4 separate regions of the Mus musculus genome follow, and all the other regions are linked to region 1. The links are chromatin loops, found by intact Hi-C in ENCODE. Cell type or tissue: heart. All regions are shown on one strand.

Evidence for each region. A loop is a pair of places that touch in the nucleus more often than their neighbours do. Peaks named below come from ENCODE experiments on the same cell type or tissue, not always from the same donor. Only the 100,000 strongest peaks of a DNase experiment are listed, where the experiment ranks them.
Region 2: a loop joins it to region 1, with 5 times the contacts of the local background. A loop is called at or near these places in 20 of 42 quality-filtered maps.
Region 3: a loop joins it to region 1, with 3.0 times the contacts of the local background. A loop is called at or near these places in 15 of 42 quality-filtered maps.
Region 4: it touches region 1 in a loop (3-fold over the local background); 10 of 42 quality-filtered maps call a loop at or near these places.

The regions. Positions count from the first base shown.
Region 1 is chr14:26,488,605-26,493,604 of GRCm38, forward strand. The region is part of intron 1 of Slmap (sarcolemma associated protein); the gene reads right to left. Among named protein-coding and RNA genes, the nearest start is that of Gm24031, 6.6 kb to the right of the region's middle. In heart, a CTCF peak has its summit at 2,717 (motif pointing right); a DNase peak (open chromatin) is centred at 2,747.
Region 2 is chr14:26,638,181-26,643,180 of GRCm38, forward strand. Arf4 (ADP-ribosylation factor 4) reads left to right here. Exons shown (of 6, transcript NM_007479.4): 1 at 1-306. The coding sequence starts at 240. Among named protein-coding and RNA genes, the nearest start is that of Arf4, 2.5 kb to the left of the region's middle. In heart, CTCF peaks have their summits at 2,005 and 3,180 (motif pointing left); a DNase peak (open chromatin) is centred at 711; H3K4me3 peaks cover 2,532 bases; H3K27ac peaks cover 1,737 bases.
Region 3 is chr14:26,576,445-26,581,444 of GRCm38, forward strand. It overlaps Dennd6a (DENN/MADD domain containing 6A), which reads left to right and starts at 3,106. Exons shown (of 20, transcript NM_001134465.2): 1 at 3,106-3,418. The coding sequence starts at 3,191. In heart, no CTCF peak of the experiment used is centred here; DNase peaks (open chromatin) are centred at 3,067 and 3,497; H3K4me3 peaks cover 1,835 bases; H3K27ac peaks cover 1,595 bases.
Region 4 is chr14:26,666,711-26,671,710 of GRCm38, forward strand. It overlaps Pde12 (phosphodiesterase 12), which reads right to left and starts at 3,136. Exons shown (of 3, transcript NM_178668.3): 1 at 1,538-3,136. The coding sequence starts at 2,842. Mir7672 (microRNA 7672) reads right to left here and starts at 2,898; the gene lies at 2,837-2,898. In heart, CTCF peaks have their summits at 2,587 and 2,807; DNase peaks (open chromatin) are centred at 2,971 and 3,211; H3K4me3 peaks cover 4,225 bases; H3K27ac peaks cover 2,712 bases.

The DNA of each region.
Region 1 (5,000 bases):
GCTATAGAGCACAAGTTCTTAAACTGTGAGTTGTGATCCCCATGGCAACAGTTAAGGCTTTCTGAAAGTGCAACAACCAAAAATTAACTTTGAAAAACAACTATGAATGAATCTGGAGTATTTCTGGCAGCACGTGCTCCCACAGCACATGACTTCATGGCAGTCCTGGTTCTTTGTGCTGACATGCCATCACAACATGCAAAGCGATTATACCCTGCTGGGAACACTTGGCTTGTGCTCAGGACCAGTGTAGGAGCTTCACATACAAATAGCTCGCCCTCAGCTGGGCAGTGGTGGCGCACGCCTTTAATCCCAGCACTTTGGGAGGCAGAGGCAGGTGGATTTCTGAGTTCGAGGCCAGCCTGGTCTACAGAGTGAGTTCCAGGACAGCCAGGGCTATACAGAGAAACCCTGTCTTGAAAAAAACAAAAACAAACAAAAACCCAAATAGCTCGCCCTCATAGAAACACAATTGTTTAATTACAGAAAACAAAGACCTTTAAGTATTTTACTACTGCTATTTCTTAACATGGAAGCATCAAATTTGGATATCTCTGGAGTATATTAGGTTAAAAAGTTTGATTTTAAAAGCCTTTGTTTGTACTTCTGATTTCAAATTCACAAAAATATGTTATTTTGCCTTGGGAGTAGGACAAAACTTTCTGAATGATTTATGAAATAACCTCAAACATATTTCTGCCATTTTGTCCTATATATTTATAAGTGGTATTCTATTCATGATTATAAAATCAAAATACCGAACCATTCTGTAAAAAAATCTTGAAGATTTTGTAAGTGTTATCAAATGTTCAGACATAATACATAAAAATAAACAACCATAGCTGTGCTATTATATAATTCTGCTTTCAACCAATAAATATCAAAATTATATATATCTATATTATATATATCACAGACTTATTTTAAATTATTTTTATTATTTATTCCAAGTAAATGTTTGATTTACATATTGATTCTAGATGCTTACATACCCATAGTCACATACAAATTTCTCAAGTGACAAAGAATCGGGTGTGGAAAAACTGTAAGAAGCAGACATTAAACACTCTGCAACTACAGTGGGCCACTGTACATCCACAGGCTTCCTCAAACAGAACCTGGTCACAGTTAACATTACAGTCTGGGGGCTGTCGAGAGTTCTAGTTTAGATCTTAGATCCCCAGGCAGTTTATGCTTCAGGAAGGGGTTGTGCCCCCAGTGCACTGGGAGTCACTGAGCTTTAAGAGATTTAATTATTGTACTGTTGAGACGACCTCACCAGATAGCTTTAGCTGGCCTCAAGTTCACTTAGGTCCAACTGCCTGTGCTTCCCAAATGCTGGAATCAAAAGCACAGCCACTACACCCAACACTATTTAACAGATGGGTTCTTTTAAGATTTGTTTTTATTTTTCATAATAATTTTTATGTTTTAATTGGTAATATATTTACATCATTTCACCCTTCCCCTACCTCCTTCCCCCTTGCTTTCTAATTTATGGCTTTTTTCTTTAATTGGTGGCAGTGGTGGTGGTATGTGTGTATTAATTAGCATATAAATACAACATGTTCTATCCATATAATATTACTTGTATGTATATGATTTCAGAGGTGACCACTTGGGTACTGGATCACCAAACTGCATCTCTTCTTTAAGGAAGATTATTTCTCCTGCTTTTAGTACTCCTTAGTTGCCTATAGTTTCTTGTCTATAGTTGAGGTTCCTTGAGCTCTCCCCTTCCATGTTAGCATGTCTAGTGGTATCATTGTTGTTCAGGTTTTGTTTGGGCAGCCACTATGAGACCTATGTACCAGAACAATGGTCAGCATGGCATGATAACCCTAAAAGTTGCTGCAAGAGAAGTATACCACTTGGTGGTATCCAACAGCTCTCTAAATGCACTTAAGAACTGCTCAATGAGGCTGGAGAGATGGCTCAGTGGTTAAGAGCACTGACTGCTCTTCTAGAGGTCCTGAGTTCAATTCCCAGCAACCACATGATGGCTCACAACCATCTGTAATGGGATCTTTTGCCCTCTTCTGGTGTGTCTGAAGACAGCAACAGTGTATTCATAAGCATTAAATAAATAAATAAATCTTTTTAAAATTGTTTAAATAAAGAAAGAAAGAAATGCCGACCTGCTCGACAAGAAGGAAACCCTGGCAGATACTAGAAACCTAGCTAACTACCAAGGCAGGGATAGTCAAGTGGATCTTGGGAGAGAACCTACAATTACCACTTCACTAAATCAGCCTAATCCCCAACAAAACTCTAAATATTTATCCTTATAACCATAAGTGTAGTTTATGAACCTCATCAAAAAAAATTCTCTTTGTAACAGACAGAGACCATTCCAGAAAACCTCAAGTACAGAGAACAAGAGATCATGTGGTGCCCAGATCCAACTGATACATCTATAATACAATTCTTCCACTCAAGGCTCAGTGATCATAGTAGAAGAGAGGGTGTAACGACTATAAAAACCAGGCGAACCTTCAGTTAACTGTGAGAATGTATCTCCTAGAACTATCAGAGCAGCTATACCCACGAAGCTCTTTAGCAGACTGTCAAAGCACAGTAACAAGTCCTCAAGTGCTGCTCTTGCTCCCTCCCCAGACTTCCAGTGCACTGGGGGCACAACCCATTCCTGAAGCATAAACTGACTGGGGATCTAAACTAGAACTCTTGACAACCCACAGACTGTAATGTTAACTGTGACCAGCAGAGGCCACTGGTATACAACGAACCAAAGGTGAAATGGTGAAGGCAGCACTGGCAGACCACAGTTTGGAGCCTGAGCAAGTCCACATAGAGCCAGCAGGGAAGGCACCAGCCAGGCAGACTAGTTAACCAGTGAGCTCCTGGTTCAGTGAAAGACCCCATCTTAAAGAACAAAAGTTGAGTGAGGATAACTTAGTGAATATATAGGTGCTTGCCACCAATCCTGAAGGTCTATTCCCAGGCCTACATGGTAGGAACCAACTCCAACAAACTGTCCTCTGGCCTCCATATGTATCTCACAGCTTCTATCTACACAAACACACATACACACACACACACACACACACACCCACACACACACATACACACACACTGAGAGAGAGAGAGAGAGAATAAAGTGCAATTTAAAAATCATTTTTAGATTTTTATGTGTACATCACATGGGTATTTAGTGCCCAATAAGTCAAAAGAAGATATCAGATCCCCTGAAACTGGAGTTATGACAGTTGTGAACCTGATCCTCTGAAAAAGCAACAAGTGCTCTAAATTGGTGAGCCATCTCTCTAATCCTCACGTTTAAAAAAGAAAATTAAAGAAATAAAACTAAATAAAAGTAGAGAAAGATACAGGAAGAGAGCCAACATTGAACTGACTTCTGGACATATGCTATGGCATAGCCAAACATTCATACATCATGCACACATACAATAATAAATAAATGGGATGCGTGATAAAGGAAGGCAATGCACACACACATGCATCTCTCTCTCACACACACACACACACGTATGCATCACACACACATACATATATACACATGCATCTCTCTCACACACACACATGCATCTCTCACACACATGCATCTCACACACTCATACACATTTACTTACTTATGTAAGACTAATAATCCCCCTAACCAAACTGATAAAAGAGAAAACTAACAAAATTAAAGATGAAAAGAGGGATGAAATCTACAAACTCTACAGAGAAAGCTACGGAGGTGTTTCAGTCACTAACACGCCTGCCACGTAGCAAGCATGAGGGCCTGACTTTGGATCTCCAACATCAGGGCTACACTGGTGTAGCCATGCATGCCTAAAACCTTAATGCTGGAGGAAAAAGGACAGAGGGTTCCTGGGACTTGCTGGCCATCAGCATATCCAGATTAATTAACTAATTAATTAATTAGTGAACTCTGCCAAGGAGAGATTTATTTCAAATGATTAAGGCAGAAGTGACAGAAAACACCAACATCCTACCCTGGCTATAACAAATAACAGATTGAAGAAATAACAGTCTCTCAACAACAACAAAAGTCCAGGATGGTACAGATTCACTGCTGGATGCTACTGGACCATTAAAGACCTGACATCAATGTTCCTTATCCTATTCCATAAAATACAACAGGAAAGGGAAAGGATACTACAAACTCCATCTATAAAGCTATTAGTACCTCAATACCAAAAACCAGACAAAGACACACAAAGACACACACACACAGAGAGACAGAGACAGACAGACAGACAGAGAGAGAAGAAAACCACAGACTAAACTCCCAGAAACATGGATGTAACAATTCTCAATAAAGAGCAGTAGTAAAATGGCTCAGCAAGTAAAGATGCTCTCCAGGGAATGGAGAGCCGGCTCAGCAATTAAAGAGTACTAGATACTCTTTAGAGGACCTGGGTTTTAATTTCCAGGACCCACACCACAGCTCTCAACCATCTGTAACCCCAGCTCTAGGATATTTGAAACCCTCTGCTAGCTTCCTCAGGCACAAAGTATGTACATGGTGCACAGACTTACACGCAGGCAACACACCCATATGAATTAAAAAATAAAATAATTTTTAAATATTTAAAGTACAGATGGAGAGATGGCTCAGCAGTTAAGGGCACTGGCTATTCTTCCAGAGGACCTGGGTTTAAATTCCAGCACCCTCACAGCAGCTCACAACTGTCTGTAACGCTAGCTCCAGGGGTTCTGGTACTCTTACACGGACATACCTACAGTCAAAGCATCAATGCACATGAAATAAAAATTAAAAAAAAAAAATAGTACTTTCCACCAGCCTGAAATCTGAGTTTGATTCCCAGAACAGACAAAAAGGTGGAAAAGAACCAACTCCACATACAGATCATGGCAGGCATGTACTCACACACACATGTACTATAAATCATGGCAGGCATGTACTCACACACACATGTACTATAAATAAAAAGCCTAAATATTCAATAAAATAATTACAAACTAAATTCAAGAACACATTTCAAAGGTCA
Region 2 (5,000 bases), 150 kb after region 1:
CCGCGGCCGCCGTGTGACGTGGCACAGCCGAACACTTAACGCCGCGCCGGAGCCACCGCACCAGACGCCTAGCAGGTCCCGGTCCCGCTACGTCCTGTCCCGCGGCTTCGCCGACACTCCAGCCAGCGAGACAGGTCTTCAGCGTTTTCTCCTCCGCCCACTCGGTTGTGAGCCGGAACCGTGAAGGCCCGAGGGCGCACCAGACCCCCTCCTTTTGACCGTCAAGTGCCACCACCGCTATGGGCCTCACCATCTCCTCTCTCTTCTCGCGCCTGTTCGGCAAGAAGCAGATGCGCATTTTGATGGGTGAGTGAGGGACCGGGGCCGGGGAAGGCCATGTGTCTTCGCCAGCCGGTGGCCCGGCGCCCAGCCTTCTCCGGCTGCGGTGGGGGAGGGCGATCAAGAAGCATCGTTCGGGGAACAATGGGGGCGAGGGGCGAGGGGTTTGTTTCCCACAGAGGCTGAGCCAGAGAGTTGGGCCAGATTTCCTCGCTCCTGGCTTTACGTGCCTTTCTCTTCCTGCTGTAATTGAGAGCCTGGGGAGATTGAGCGGAGATAGATGTAGGGTTAGCTCACACTGGCGGAGCTCATTCTAAAGGTGCCGTTCTCAGGGTGCAATCTTCCTTCCACCTCACTTCCCTGGCGGTGGGCAGCGGTCGAGAGTGAAGCTGGCCTATTCCAGCCTTCCTCCTCCTCCCCCTTTCTTGGTCGTGTACGCCCTGTGCACACAACCATCGGTATGTGGCCCGGGCCAGGAGCCGCCTGGGGCAGGAAGTGACCAGGCCCACTGTGGCGAAGTCACACTTGGTGCTACCCAAGATTCGGAAAAAAAGTCCGGAGACTTCTGAGCTCACTTTGCTTAACTTTGCCTTGCTCTGGATTCGACTTTCTTTTCTCGTGATTATGAAGCCTATTCTGTGAAAATGAAAGTTATCCCATGGCTGTCTTTCAGTTCTAAACCTGTTTGGTTTGCTATCTTTGCTCTTTCATACGAATCTTATCCATTTGGCCTGGATAATAATAAAATCCAAAAGCTTTTAGAGACGAAATCTTTTTTTTTTTTAAACGGATAGTTGTAAAGCACCTCAATTGAGCTACAAAAAAAAAAAAAAATCGTTTGTTTAAAAAGCTGCCTCGCTGTGACAGGTTTTATTGCCCAGCGGAGGCCTTTCGCTTGGGCATTGTAAAGTGGCCTCTCCTTAGTACAGCAGTCTACCTCACAGCTGAGTTGCAAGGACCTGAATGACGCCTTTTAAAAAGCCCCGAGAACACTGAATGTTGACGCTTGTTGAGTGTGAGGAGCAAAGGGTTATTTTGAGCACCCACTCCTATGGAGCGCTTCAGTTTCCGTAGTGCTGCAGAGCGTGGCTGTACAAATTGGCTATTGTTAGTTTGTTCAGCTTCTTTACAATTCATAAAAACAATTGTGCGAGATCCATTCACAAAGCTAAGTGAAAATGTTTTCTTTCATAGTTTTGCAGATACTCTTTATGAAAAGGACAATTATTTTAGGAGGGCAGACTGTTATTTAAGCTTTAATTGGTTAGAAATTGGCAGTATGAAAAAGGCTGAAGTCAAAGGGAGGACTTTGCACTGTGATAAATGGGTTTCTTAGAGATTATCCAGTACAGGATTGTGTTACTGAAAAATAAAGAATTTATTGTCGATGTTACTGTCATTGTCAGAGTCTTGTGATGGCTAAAGGGATGGAGGGAGAAGCGTGAAATGATGGTTTAAGCACTGTACTATGTTTGAGAAACTCTCCTGTCCATCCTGATTGAAAGAGAATGGAAGTAGACAAGCATTTAGCTAGCTGAGATTACGGAAGGGGTGGAAGTCACGGTTTGGGTTTACTCTTTTTATTTAAGTATTTACTCACTCAGGTTTGCTATTCTTTTTGTTTTAAAATGACATCAGGGTCTCTCTATATAGCCCTGGCTGTCCTGGAACTCACTGTGTAGCTCTGTAGACCAGATGGATCTTAAACTCATAGATAGCCACCTCCCTCTGCCTGCCAAGTGCTGGGATTACAGGTGTACACTTGTCATGCTTGTGCCCAATTAAATGGTCTCTGCTGGGCAATAAAACCTGTTACTGAGAAGCAGTTCTTAAACAGTGTTTTTTTTTTTAATAGCTTAATTAAGGTTCTTTAGAACTATCTGGCTTAAAAAAATGATTTCTAAAAGTTGACTTTCTAATTTTATTATTATCCGACCCAGCTAGATAAAATTAGTTTGAAAGAGCAAAGGTAGTAAACCAGCAGATTGAGAACTGAAAGGCAGCCATGGGATGAATGCCCTCGCTTTGCTGTTCTTACTTTATACTGTAATGTAGAAATACTGTTTTCCTTGTTTAAAAGCAGTCTAGTCATAGAGTCACCTTTCATGGTAACTCGTCAGAGGAAGTATAAATGTCGGTTCTGTGTGTGAACTGGGAACACAGTAGTTTGGAAGTCTGGTAATTCCTACGTTTTGAGTTTTGGTTTTTGTCTTTGTGGCTTTATGAGTGATTGACTTTGTCATTAATAATCACTTTTATGATAACTTTTCCCATTTGAGTATTGGGAATTCTAGTTAATGAATTGTTCTATATAAATGTGTGCACATGTGCTCTGCTTCTGTGTGTGTGTATGTGTTTACTTTGTGGTATGGTTTTGAGACTGGAACCTTGTTCATGTACTCTAGCCTAGCCTCACCCTAAATGATCGGTTTGTTTTGTTTTCTTCTCTTTCATAAATAGGCTCTTCTTTTTTTTGGTGGTGGTGGGGGAGTTCTGGGGATCAAAATCAGGGTCTCTACATAACCATTGAACTACATCTGTGCTCCTAGATTACTGTTTTGTTTTGTTTTTTTTAGATTTATTTATTATTGTATGTAAGTACACTGTAACTCTCTTCAGACACACCAGAAGAGGGCATCAGATCTCATTACGGATGGTTGTGAGCCAACATGTGGTTTCTGGGATTTGAACTCAGGTCCTTCAGAAGAGCAGTCAGTGCTCTTAACCCCTAAGCCATCTCTCCAGCCCTAGATTACTGTTTAGAAGTGTATAAAGAAACAATAATTAAGGCTGTAGAGATGGCTCAAAGGTGAAGAGCTTAGAGGCTCTTTCAGAGGTCCTGAGTTCAATTCCCAGCAACCACATGGTGGTTCATAACCATCTATAATGAGATCTGGAGCCCTCTAATGGCTTGTAGGCATACATGCAAGCAGAACACTGTATACATAATAAATAAATAAATCTTAAAAAAAAAAAAAGACAGTTAGCCAGTGTGTCTGGTTTGCCTAACTACTGTGGAAATGAAAACTTAATTTATGTACTAGCTAATCCCCCAAGGTTAATTTGAGATGTTGGAAGATATGGCTAATAGTTAACCATAATTAAAAAAAAAAAAAGCCTAGCCAGGGCTAGCATGATGGTCAGTGCCCATAATGAAGCACTGAGAAGGCTGGGACAGGGGGACACTGTGCTTCAGACACAACAAATACATAGCCAATACAATGTATTGAATGTAACGTCTTAGAGGCAATTGACCAACAGAAATGATGCACTAGGTATTTATAAGGAAAGCTTACTTGTTTGAATAATATTACATTTAAACTCGAGGACCACCTGCTTTTGTCTTAGAGTACTCAGGTAGCCAGAGTTAGAGAGCAGTAGCTCTGAATTGTAAGCTAGGTCTGTCTGTATATCTGTCTGTATGTATGTCTGTCTATGAAAAGGTGTACTTTTGGCAAATGAGTATTTAATTTTTTTCTGAAATTACTAATATATTTGTAGAGGAATTGCTAATTTTAATCTATTTTCTTTGGACTTGGTGAGAATGCTTCTGGGGATAAAATGTCTCTACTTACTGAGCCATCTTGCAAGTTCTTTGAGACAGGGTCTCATGTAATTACGTAGCCCAGGCTGGCCACTATGTAGCTAAGGATGGCCTTCAATTTCTGTCCTACCTCCTGAGTACTGGGACGGAGCCTCCATTTGCTCATTTAAAAATATATTAATAAGTAATAAAATTGTACTAATACGTGAGGCTTTAAGTTAGAGTGATAGATGTTCTATTTTATATATCATTTTATTAGGTAATTCTGGGTTCTGATTGTTTGTTTGTTTGTTTCTGGAGACAGGGTTTCCCTGACTGTCCTGGAACTCACTCTGTAGACCAGGCTGGCCTCTCCTGGAACTCAGAAATCCGCCTGCCACTGCCTCTCAAGTGCTGGGATTAAAGGCATGCGCCACCACTGCCCGGCTCTGATTTTTTATTTTTTTATTTTTTTTTTTTTTGGTTTGTTTTTAAGTTCAATTTAGACATGAAAAAAAGTGATCATAACTTGTAATTCAACCTTTCACCATTATTACATAATTTATGTGGGCATTGAACTCCAGTCTCCTCTAGGATGCTTACCAGTGAGCATCTCTTCAGTACTTACTTGTCACAAATTTTTTTTTTTTTTTTTTACAAATTTTTCCCCCCTTCCCTTTCTCCCTTTTGCCCCGGACCTGCTTGCTCCTGTCCCTACTTGTCACATTTATTCTCCACATTTTAGAAAGCTTTATTCCTCTAAAATTGTTTGTGTTCCCTTTTTACTTAATAAATTGCAAGCATTTTTCATAAGCCACTATTTGTAAACATAATTGCTAGCCTTTGATAATGTGTTTCTAATTAATTCATTCATGAAAAGAAAATACCCCTCAATTATGTTGGGTAGAACCAAAATCCAAACATTAATTTTGGCAAAGCCTCAATTTATTTTTCTGTATCTGTTTGGTCCAGTTTCTGTCTAGTTGGTCAAATCCCTGAGGAATTAAATAAAATATTAAGATATAATAGTCTTAACATCTTTAAGATAACATCACAGTATATAATACTATTTGAGAGCTCTGACATCAGAATTAGCTTTCTTAAGTTGGTGGGTGTTTTGTGAGACAAGGTCGCATAAAGCCTAGGCTAGGTTTGAATTCGTGAATGCCTTCAAGATGGCCCAGCAGATTAAGGCCTT
Region 3 (5,000 bases), 88 kb after region 1:
CAGTTAGGGTTTTTTGGCTCAAGCAGCCGACCCTGTCTTAAGTGCCTCTCACATGGGAAAAACAACAACGAGAAGCCTACCACCTAGGGCTTCAGAGGACAGGATGCATAACCTGAGCCAGGGCTGTGACCTGGCTGCCAAGCCAAGCAAATATGATCTGAAGTGGCATTAACAGAAGGCTACTGGCCAGTGTAAGAAAGGGAAGAGTCCAAAGGTTCACTTTGCTGGGGCTAGCTCACACCTAGAGAATGGTGCTTCCTTCTATGTCTTAAAACTGATTCAACAACTCCAAGTTTACCCAGGTTGGGTGACTCCATGATTAACTGCTAGAATCCTTTGAAGAAAGACGGACAAATTTGGGGTAGTTTACCCAGGAAGCTAGACATGAGGATGTAGGATGGCTCTTTTGAAACAATCCATGGGCTATCGTCTCTAAAAGCTGGACTCCACAAGAGGAAGGCTTTCCTAGCCCTCATGAACACGCAGAAAAGAGCAGTTCTTATGCTTAAGAGCCACTGCATGTGTGGGATTGGCTGAGCCAGCACCAGAATATTCACATATAGGATGGAAAGTGTGGAGAAACGACCTTGCTCAAGATCCTTTCAGATTTAAAGGCTCTAATGACAAACTCTACAAAGGTTACCATTTCTTTCTGCTTAACCAAAGATTATATAAGGTAGTATGTCAGCCAGGAGTGGTAGATCATGGCTTTAATCCCAGCAGTCTGGAGGCAGATCTCTGAGTTCAAGGACAGCCTGATCTACAGAGCTTGTTCCAGAACAGCCAGGACTGTACCAAGAAGCCCTGTCTCAAACGAATAAACAACAACAACAACAACAACAAAGATAGTATTGCAAAGAATGGTAATTTGTATCCACAGGCCAAGGGTCCAGCACTGTGGAACAGCTGCTCATTAAAGTTTATTTATCATTAATAATAAAATAGCATATAGTAAAGTGTCTGGATTGGGAACACTTTTCTCTTCTTGACAATAAGTCAGGTTAGCAATTACCTTTCACCAATCCAGAAAATAGTTCCAGGAGCTGTTTGTCTATCATGATAATATATGGAGCTAAAGCTGGATACCAGATTTTTTCATTTCTAGCTCACTGTCCTTTCTAATACTAAACAGTACTGTTTTTTTCTGAACAGTAGGTTTAGAACCTTACTTGAATACAGGTTATGTTTTTCTTTCTGAACTGTACTGGTTCTTTGTCACAGGCAGGTTGTTTTAGGCAAGGACAGTTTCTAATTTAAATGTTGTCCCCAGTTAATTCTATGCTATCCAAACTTTCCAGGTGGGACTAGAGAGATAGGTGGCTCAGCAGTTAAGAACACTTGTTGATCTTGTAGAAGAGTAAGTAAGGTTTGGTTCTCAGCACCATCGTGGAGTTTACAACCATCTTTAACTCCAGAGGATCTGGCACCCTCTTCTGGCCTCTGTGCAAACCAAACTCCACTTCAGTACCCATACATACATACATACATACATACATACATACACATATATGCATACATACATACATATAGGCAAAACACTCATATATATAAAAGAAAAATGATAAATACATCTTTAAGAAAGTCTTCAGCATTCATTACTACTCAAGTTTGAGAATACTTGACCATCAAGAGATGGATCATTTCTTGATGGTCAAGAATTTTTATGTGTTTTAATGTTGTTTGCTTGCATTCATGTCTGTGCACCACACACACTCCTGGTGCTCTTGGTGATGAGAAGAGGACATTAGATCCCCTGGAACTGGAGTTACAAACCACCATGTGGGTGTTGAGAATTGAACCTGGTCCTTTGCAAGAGCAGCAAGCGCTCCTAACCACTGAGCCATCAGTTGGAGCCCCAGCTTTGTTCTATGTAAAATAGAAACAGTAATATCACTGCCTTTTGAGGCCGTGGAAAGGCATGGGAATGGGTTTTGATAAATCCATTGTATGTTATCTATCATCTTTTACACACTTTCCTATTGGGTATTACCACGTTTTCTAATTACTTTTTTTTTTGTTTTGTTTTGTTTTTTGAGACAGGGTTTCTCTGTATAGCCCTGGCTGTCCTGGAACTCACTTTGTAGACCAGGCTGGCCTCGAACTCAGAAATCTGCCTGCTTCTGCCTCCCGAGTGCTGGGATTAAAGACATGTGCCACCACGCCCGGCTCTAATTACTTTTGATGAATAAATCCTAGCAGGTGCTGAAAAAAAAATCCTACTTAGTCGTATCATGCTATGCCAATAATCAATAGCAATTCACCAGGGCAGATGTTTCTTGAGTGCCCAGCCTAGAGCTGTCTTGACTTCTTAACAAAGGTAGCTTGAAACCAGGCCCTTCCTCCAGTGTTCAGATAGCATGGTCCAAAGGTGACTGACCAACCCGAGATTCCAAGAAAGTCTGCATATGCGTAAGAGTTGAGAGAGTCCGCCAGACCAATAAAGATGGGAGCTGCCTTGGTAGGGAGGGTATTCGGAGAGTTAAAGTACACATCTCTATCAGGGGACTGCAGGAGTGAACACAGGCTTGCCTTAGAGTTCTTATACTTGCTGGGCTAGTCACGAAGCCTCTCCGAACTTCAGTTCCCTTATCTGTGAAGACAAATTAGCCAGAGGTGGTGGCCCATGCCACTAAACCCAGAATCTTGGGTAGCTGTGGTAGGAGTACCATGAGCTAGAGGCCAGTTGGGACTATGTAAGGCATAGCTAAAAAAGAAAAGAAAGTCCTACCCAACACTTAACAAACAATAGTGTTCACCATAATGATATGTTTAATAAGAGTTAATAGGTGTATTTGAACTTAGCATATCAACTGTCACAGAGTAAAAGTTTAATTAAACTACTGTTAACCACTATGTTTTAGTAACACTTTAATAATGAACTGGGTCGTTCCAAGAATAATTCATTGCTGTATTGTTGTGGATCTGAGATGACGATTCCTGAGCCACTGTTTGAGTTTAGAGAACTGTAAAACCAGCAGGCCAGTCTGAGCGAGCAGCAGAGATAGCCGCGGCTTGTAGGGAAACCACTGAACCCCCCGCTCCCAGGGTCACGTGCCTCGTGGCCGCGCCCCTATTCCGGGAGTCCGGAGCGGCTGCGGCAGCGGCAGCACTCGGTGCGCGTGCGCGGAGGCCTGCGCGCTCTGCGGCGCGGTCCGCAGCGGAGGCGGCTCAAGCGCCTAGGGGGTGGCGGATGGCTCTGCCGGGCCCGGCGGTCTTTGGGCCCGGTTCCCGCGGGTCGTTGGACGAGGCCGGGGCTGAGGGGCGCGAGGCGGCGGCCCTTGCGGCGGCGGGAGTCGCGCTGGAGGACGAGGAGGAGGACGATGGCCGCCGGGGCCTGCTGCGCTGGGACGGCTTCTCGGCCTGGCTACACTGCGTGTGTGTGGTGGGCTTCGACCTGGAGCTGGGCCAGGCGGTGGAGGTGAGGCCGAGCCGCACCCTGTGTCTCCACCCTTGGGCGGCCGGGTCCTGGCCGCTGCTCATCCGGGCGTGGCTCGCAGCCCCTGCGCGGCTCAGCTGGGCGGTGCTTCTCGACCCTTCGGTGGGAGGATCGTGGGCTGCGGCTAGGGGTGAAAAGTTCTTTGTAGGCCCCTCCTAAATACTTGTTGATGTTCCTCTTTAAAAAAACAAAACAAAAAACCAGCGATAACTGGAGGGTAGTGGCACCCAGAAAAGCCTACAGCAGACAGGATGTTTGCTTGGAACTTTCAAGAAAGGAACAATACCCCCTGACATATGTGAATTACAGTAGCCAAACGTGCACGTCCAATCATGTGGGCTGACTGACTGTATTGTCAATTGCGCTAACTCGTAGATCGGTCCACTGAGTCCAAGTCAAAATGCTTAGCATGCATTCTCTCCCTTTTCTCTGTTCCCCATTTCTCTGTGAAATGTCGTTGGGTTCCCATTCCCTCCAAGTCTCTCCCTAGCATTGCAAACAGAATTCAAGGCCTTCTGAAAACTAGGCAAGCTGTCCCCACACCCCTCTCCCGACCCCTGCTGTTTCTTAATACTGATTCTGTGACAATTCCCAGAAACCTAATGTCAGTGGAAAAATTGTTGGCTTATAAATCTGTTAGATATCATAACATCTTACCTAAAAGACCTTTGAATCTCACTCATTTTTGCCATCACTTTGCATCTTTTTTTTTTGTTGTTGTTTGTTAGCATAAAAGATTTGTCTTATTTATCCAAGTGAAAAGTTACTAGAAAGGCATTAGAAAGGTGTATGTCCCGAAGTTTTTGGTATTTTGTTATTGTTCTTTTGGCATCGGTGAAAGATTCTAATCTTATTCTGATTTGGTTGGTCTGGTTGTTCCAAACGAGAAACTGCTGCATCTTTGTCTTTTGTATCGTTACATAGTTCATTTAAATATTGAGTTTTTATTAAGATCTAGGCACCATACAAGTTAGTGGACATACACATAAAAGGATGTTCTCATTTGCATTTATGAATTGAGACAATAAGGTGGGGATCTAAGAATTAATCTATTTAGTCAATAGGATCAAATTTATTGCCTGATACAGTATTCATTAAACGTTTGTTGATAGAGGGAGTTAGTATGTAAAGTGATTCTGTATTTTATTTGAGACAGGAATAACAATCTCCAAAGATTGAAGACATTTATTTTTAAAGATTTGTTTATTTATATAATGTGTATGAATGTTTTGCCTTCATCTCTGCATGTAAGAGAATTTGTACCTTGTGCTTGTGTAGGCTGGAAAAGGGGGTTAGATCCACTCAGTCTGCAATCCTTCTGGTCATGTAGGTGCTGGGAACTGAACTCACATCCTCTGGAAGAGCAGCAAGTGCTCTTAACAGCTGAGCCATCTCTCCAGCCCCTCAAAACAATATATTATGCTCGTTATTTAATGATAAACTGAAATTTTATGTGTAGCAAAATAAAACTTAATCGGTAAGCAGAAGCTGTCATATTTGGTCACCTTTAAAAAAAAAAAAGATTTATTTGTGTGTGGCTATTTTGCTTGTCTGTGTGTCCATG
Region 4 (5,000 bases), 180 kb after region 1:
AAGACACCAAGTTTTAAATCTGACACTACAAGTTTTAAGGTATGTAACATGAGTAAATATAACATTTTAGTAACCATCCAATATACACCATTATGAAAAAATACATTGTAGTTGATAAATTTAAGATTGAACTGTTTCTGCCAGGCAGTGGTGGCGCACACCTTTGATCTCAGCACTTGGGAGGCAGAGGCAGGTGGATTTCTGAGTTCGAGGCCAGCCTGGTCTACCGAGTGACCCTGTCTCGAAAAACCAAAAAAAAAGAAAAAAAAAAGATTAAACTGTTTTCAAGTGTGAAAGCACTTACTTGTCCTGGAGTCAGATCTGTTTGAACAGTCTAGCATTTACAGCACTGTGCCTCGGAGTAAGGTAAAGAAACCATATCACCTCCCTCATAGATGTGTGTATTCAATTAAATGAACTTACATAAGAGTGCACAGAACACAGTGGTGCTTGAAAATGGGTAGACATTCCTTTACTCAGAACAAAACCCATTACATAAAAAACTCTGAAAATGCCCTTAAAGACGATGAGCTTAGTAGCACACAACTTTAATCCCAGCACTTAAGAGGCAGGTGACTCTCAGTGGTTCATGCTAGACTGGCCTACATATCCAGTTCAGGACATCCACCGATACACAGTGAGACCTCATCTCAAAAATATCAACAAAATTCAACAAAGGAAACAAAATAAAATAAAACAAAACACAAACCCACAGATTAAAGCTACGTTCACACCCTGAACAATAATGCTAACATTGTCAAGTGGCTATGAATCCTGGCTTCATACTTCTTTCTATCTATCTATCTATCTATCTATCTATTTAATATATGTGAGTACACTGTTGCTGTCTTCAGACACACCAGAAGAGGGCATCAGATCCCATTCTATCTATCTATCTATCTATCTATCTATCTATTTATTTAATATATGTGAGTACACTGTTGCTGTCTTCAGACACACCAGAAGAGGGCATCAGATCCCATTACAGATGGTTGTGAGCCACCATGTGGTTGCTGGGAATTGAACTCAGGACCTCTGGAAGAGCAGTGAGTGCTCTTAACCACTGAGCCATCTCTCCAGCCCTTCATACTTCTTTCAACTAGCATAAGGACATTAGGAACATTTTCTCATTTATTAAAAAAGGATAGTATCTGTAAAAACAGATAAGCCAATTACTTTTTCTTACACACTAGTTAACAATAGAGACGAAACATCTTAAAACAGGAGGGACTTAGACTTGGGAGTGCTTTAAAGTGCTCTTAAAACGGTACGTGACAAGTTACTATGTCTACCTGGATTGTAAACACTAAGGAATGTCTCTATTCATCTTGTTGAAGGCAACCTGCGGCAGGATAGGCACACTAGGAGAGGTTAAAATGTGCTGAATTAAGGAACAGGCTACACTTTCAAGATGCTGGAGCAAAAACACTTTAAAGAAATGCGTATTTCCAATGACGAGTACTAATACCCAACCCCCTATACTCCGGCAACCCCTAATCCTGGGCGAGTATGAAGAAAACAAGCAGAGCTACTTGACCTGAAGGACAGATGACCTCTGGAGGACCTTCTCCTGTGCTAATGGGTTCAAAGCCAGCTTCTCTAGTAATTCTTTGTGCAGTGGGTCCGACTTGAGGGCTTCTTGAAAAGAGATGTCATGTTGACTAAGGAGCCTGAACTTGGACTTCCGGTAGAAAGTGGCCAGGCCTTCGTGCTGCTTGATTCGGAACACGCCCTCCAGCCCGAAGGCCTCCAGGGCCGGTACCAAGCTGTCGGAGAACACCGCGCGGTCCACCTCCTGCAAACAGATGAGGTCTGCGTTGTAGCCTGTGAGCTCCTTCTGTATGAGATTCTGGCGGTAGTCAAGCTCCAGGGCGTAGGGGGCACAGTACGGGTACAAGACCGTCCGAGAGAACTCAGTCTGGGCGTACGTGTCTGCCAGGATGTTGTAGGAGACAGTGCGGATGAAAGAGTCCTCCGTCACCTTCTTGGTGTACAGATGTCGATGGTCAAAAGTGCAGGTGCCAGGCCCGGCCTCCACCGGGCACAGGCTTTCTAGCTCCCGGCTTGGCCCGAAGCGCTGCCCATTGCCCGGTGTACAGTGAAGCCGGAGCCGGAGCCCGATGTCTGCATTGCACGGGGTGTAGACGCGCTCGTCCACACCGGTCTCGATCCAAGCTGAAGGCTGCGAAGAGTGAGACGAGGACGCGGGGCCGCTGTCCCCAGGTTCTGCCGCCCCGGGTTTGACTTCCTTGTACCAGCGGAACACGGAGCTGGCGGGATCCCCAAATTCCACGCCGAGTTTGGGGCACACAGGGAAGCCAGCCATGATGTAGCGCGGCAACTGCAGCTCCGTGAAGGTGGGCGGGTTGCGCTCCACCTTGTACTTGACGTCGCCGATCTGCAGCACCGCTCCGTCCTGCCAGGCGTCCACATTGAGCACATCCTCGGCCACCGCCTCCTCCCGGTAGTACAGCTTCACCACCGGCTCGCAGGTCGCAACCGGCTCAGGCCCTGTAGCCTCACAGGCCGCGCCACCGCTCGAGTGGGCTCGGTTCTTCCTGCTCTTCTTGGCGGCCGCTACCTTTGCGTGTCCCTTGAGGGCGTTGGTAGCGATCCGGCTGAGGGCCCGGCCCAGAGGCTCGCTCTGGTCCCTCTGCATGTTTTTGTGGCTGCCGTCGGCCAACGCGAAAGACAGGCTGAGCTTGGGCTCCGAGGGCACACAGCGCACCACCGCGCGCTCCATGGCGCGCACCGCCTCGTGAGTCCCTGCCTCGGCCCGGCTGCGCCGCTCCACCACCGACCGGACCCCACGAAGCGCGCTGCGGCCCGGGAGCCTCCACATGAACCTGGCAGCCGACGAGATCAGAGATCCAGAGTCGCCCGCTGTCAAGTCCACCGGGAGGAGCGGCCGTGGCCGGGTACAAGACCCATTCAGACCGTGGACTTCCGGTCGGCGGCAAGCAGAAGCCGGGGTGTGAGCATCAAGCGCGCGGTGTTCCCGACTCGCACTTTCGCCAAGGCCACTTGCCAGCTCCTTCTTGTCTTGACCGCCGGTCTCGAGTTTCGAGCGCCTTGGTGTTTTTATTCAACATGGGTAAAAGGCGAAGAGTGAAGGAAATATAAGAGTGCCCGAGGGAGCTACCAGAACCCGAAGTTTTGTTGAAAGTGTAGGCTGAGGGCGGGAACAATAGGCTTACGGAACCGGAAGTGACTGGGCGGTGCCTCCGGGAAACACTAGGCTTTCTGTCATTTCCAGTTGCTCCGGTTATGGCTGTGTGTAGGCGCCGGCCTCCTCCCCAGGATTGCAACGTCCGCTCTGCACAGTTGGCGGACCTGTTCCCTGGTCTTTCGAGGTGTGGCGGGTCGAGTGAAGCTAAGCACGACAAGTGTGGAGCTTGTGGTAGCTAAGGAGCTCCGAGCCGCCCGCCGGCTTCTTCCACCAGCTTGTGAGCTCTGAGGATACAAAACACAAGATGCATAATGTACTTGAGCCTCGCGCTTTTGTTGTTGTTAGGTTTTGAGGTAGGTTTCCTATCCGCCTTGGAACCCAGGAAGACTGAGTCAAAGCTACACAGCATAGTAAATGATAGAAAAAGTACAGACATGTTTTCGAAAGCTGTTAGTGGTTTAAGTAGTAAAGAGCTTGGAAGACCTTGTCTTTGTAGGGTTGAAAGGTTTAGCAAATAAAATTATAGGACTCAGGTAAAACTTTAAGAACTCTTTAAACGAAGACGCTAAACCCCTCCCCATTTTACTTAATTTGAAGATTAAATTTCGCCGAGAGTTTTATTTCTTAATACGAATGATCTTGGTTTATTTGTAGACCAAAACGAAGTCCTATCTGACTGGAACAGGGAGCCCCGGGAGTACTAGTCTGTAAGAAAGACCCTTCAACTCTACTGAACTCAGATTGTCAGGCCTGGCAGCAACTTTACCCATTGAGCCATTTCGCCAGCCCAGACCTTTTGTTTGCACGGTCTTTTATTTTTCAAGAAGTATTCTGACAATGTCAAATCTCGTGGAAAGCTTGTTTTTAATCCACAAGCTTGAAAGTAATAAGCAAATGCCTTTTTGTTGTTTTTGGTTTTCGAAGCAGGATTTACTTTGTGTATTCCTGAGATCTGCCTGTCTCTGCCTCCTGAGTGCTGGGATTAAAGGCATACACCACCATGCCCAGCTGTAAATGCCACTACTGAAGCTATACTTTTATTAAATTGACTTATAGCCCCATTTGTAATTATATAATTGAAACTTGAGAGATTAAGCAATAGTATGATTTTGATAATACATATTGGAGGGAAAGGACTAGGAACACTTTTATTTTTAATATCAAGAAACACAAACTGGCTGGAGAGATGGCTCAGTGATTAAAAGCACTTGACTGCTCTCCTGAGTTCAATTCTCAGCAACCACAGGGTGGCTCACAACCATTTGTAGTGAGTTCTGATGCCCTCTTTTGGTATATCTGAAGTCAGCAACAGTGTACTCATACAGATAAAATAAAATTTTTTAAAAAAGAAGAAGAAACACAAACTAAGGGTACAGTTCAGTGATAAGAGTACTTGGCTAGCAATTGTGAGGATTTAAGAAGGCCTTAGAGAAAGAAAGTCTGCAAATAGCATAGTTGGTATAGTGTTTGCCATGCAAGAATGAGGATTTAAGTTTGATCCTTAGAACCCAGATGAAAATGCTAGGCAGAATGGTATGTGCTTCTATTCCCAGCTCTGCGATTACAGGTGGAGCCTTGGGGTTCTGGGCCAGACAACCTAGCCTAAATACAAGCTCCAAGTCAATGAGAGAACCTGTCTCAAAAAACCAGGGTGGTTTTTCCTAAGTAAAGACACTGGAAATTGACATCTCACCTTTACACATGAGCATATGTGTGCATGTTCAACTCCCCAAAACACACAACACATGTGTCAATATAGACACATGATTTTCTTTTAAGTTTCAAATTAAAAGGAAAACTACAAAACTAAGCTAGGCGTGGTGGCACATGT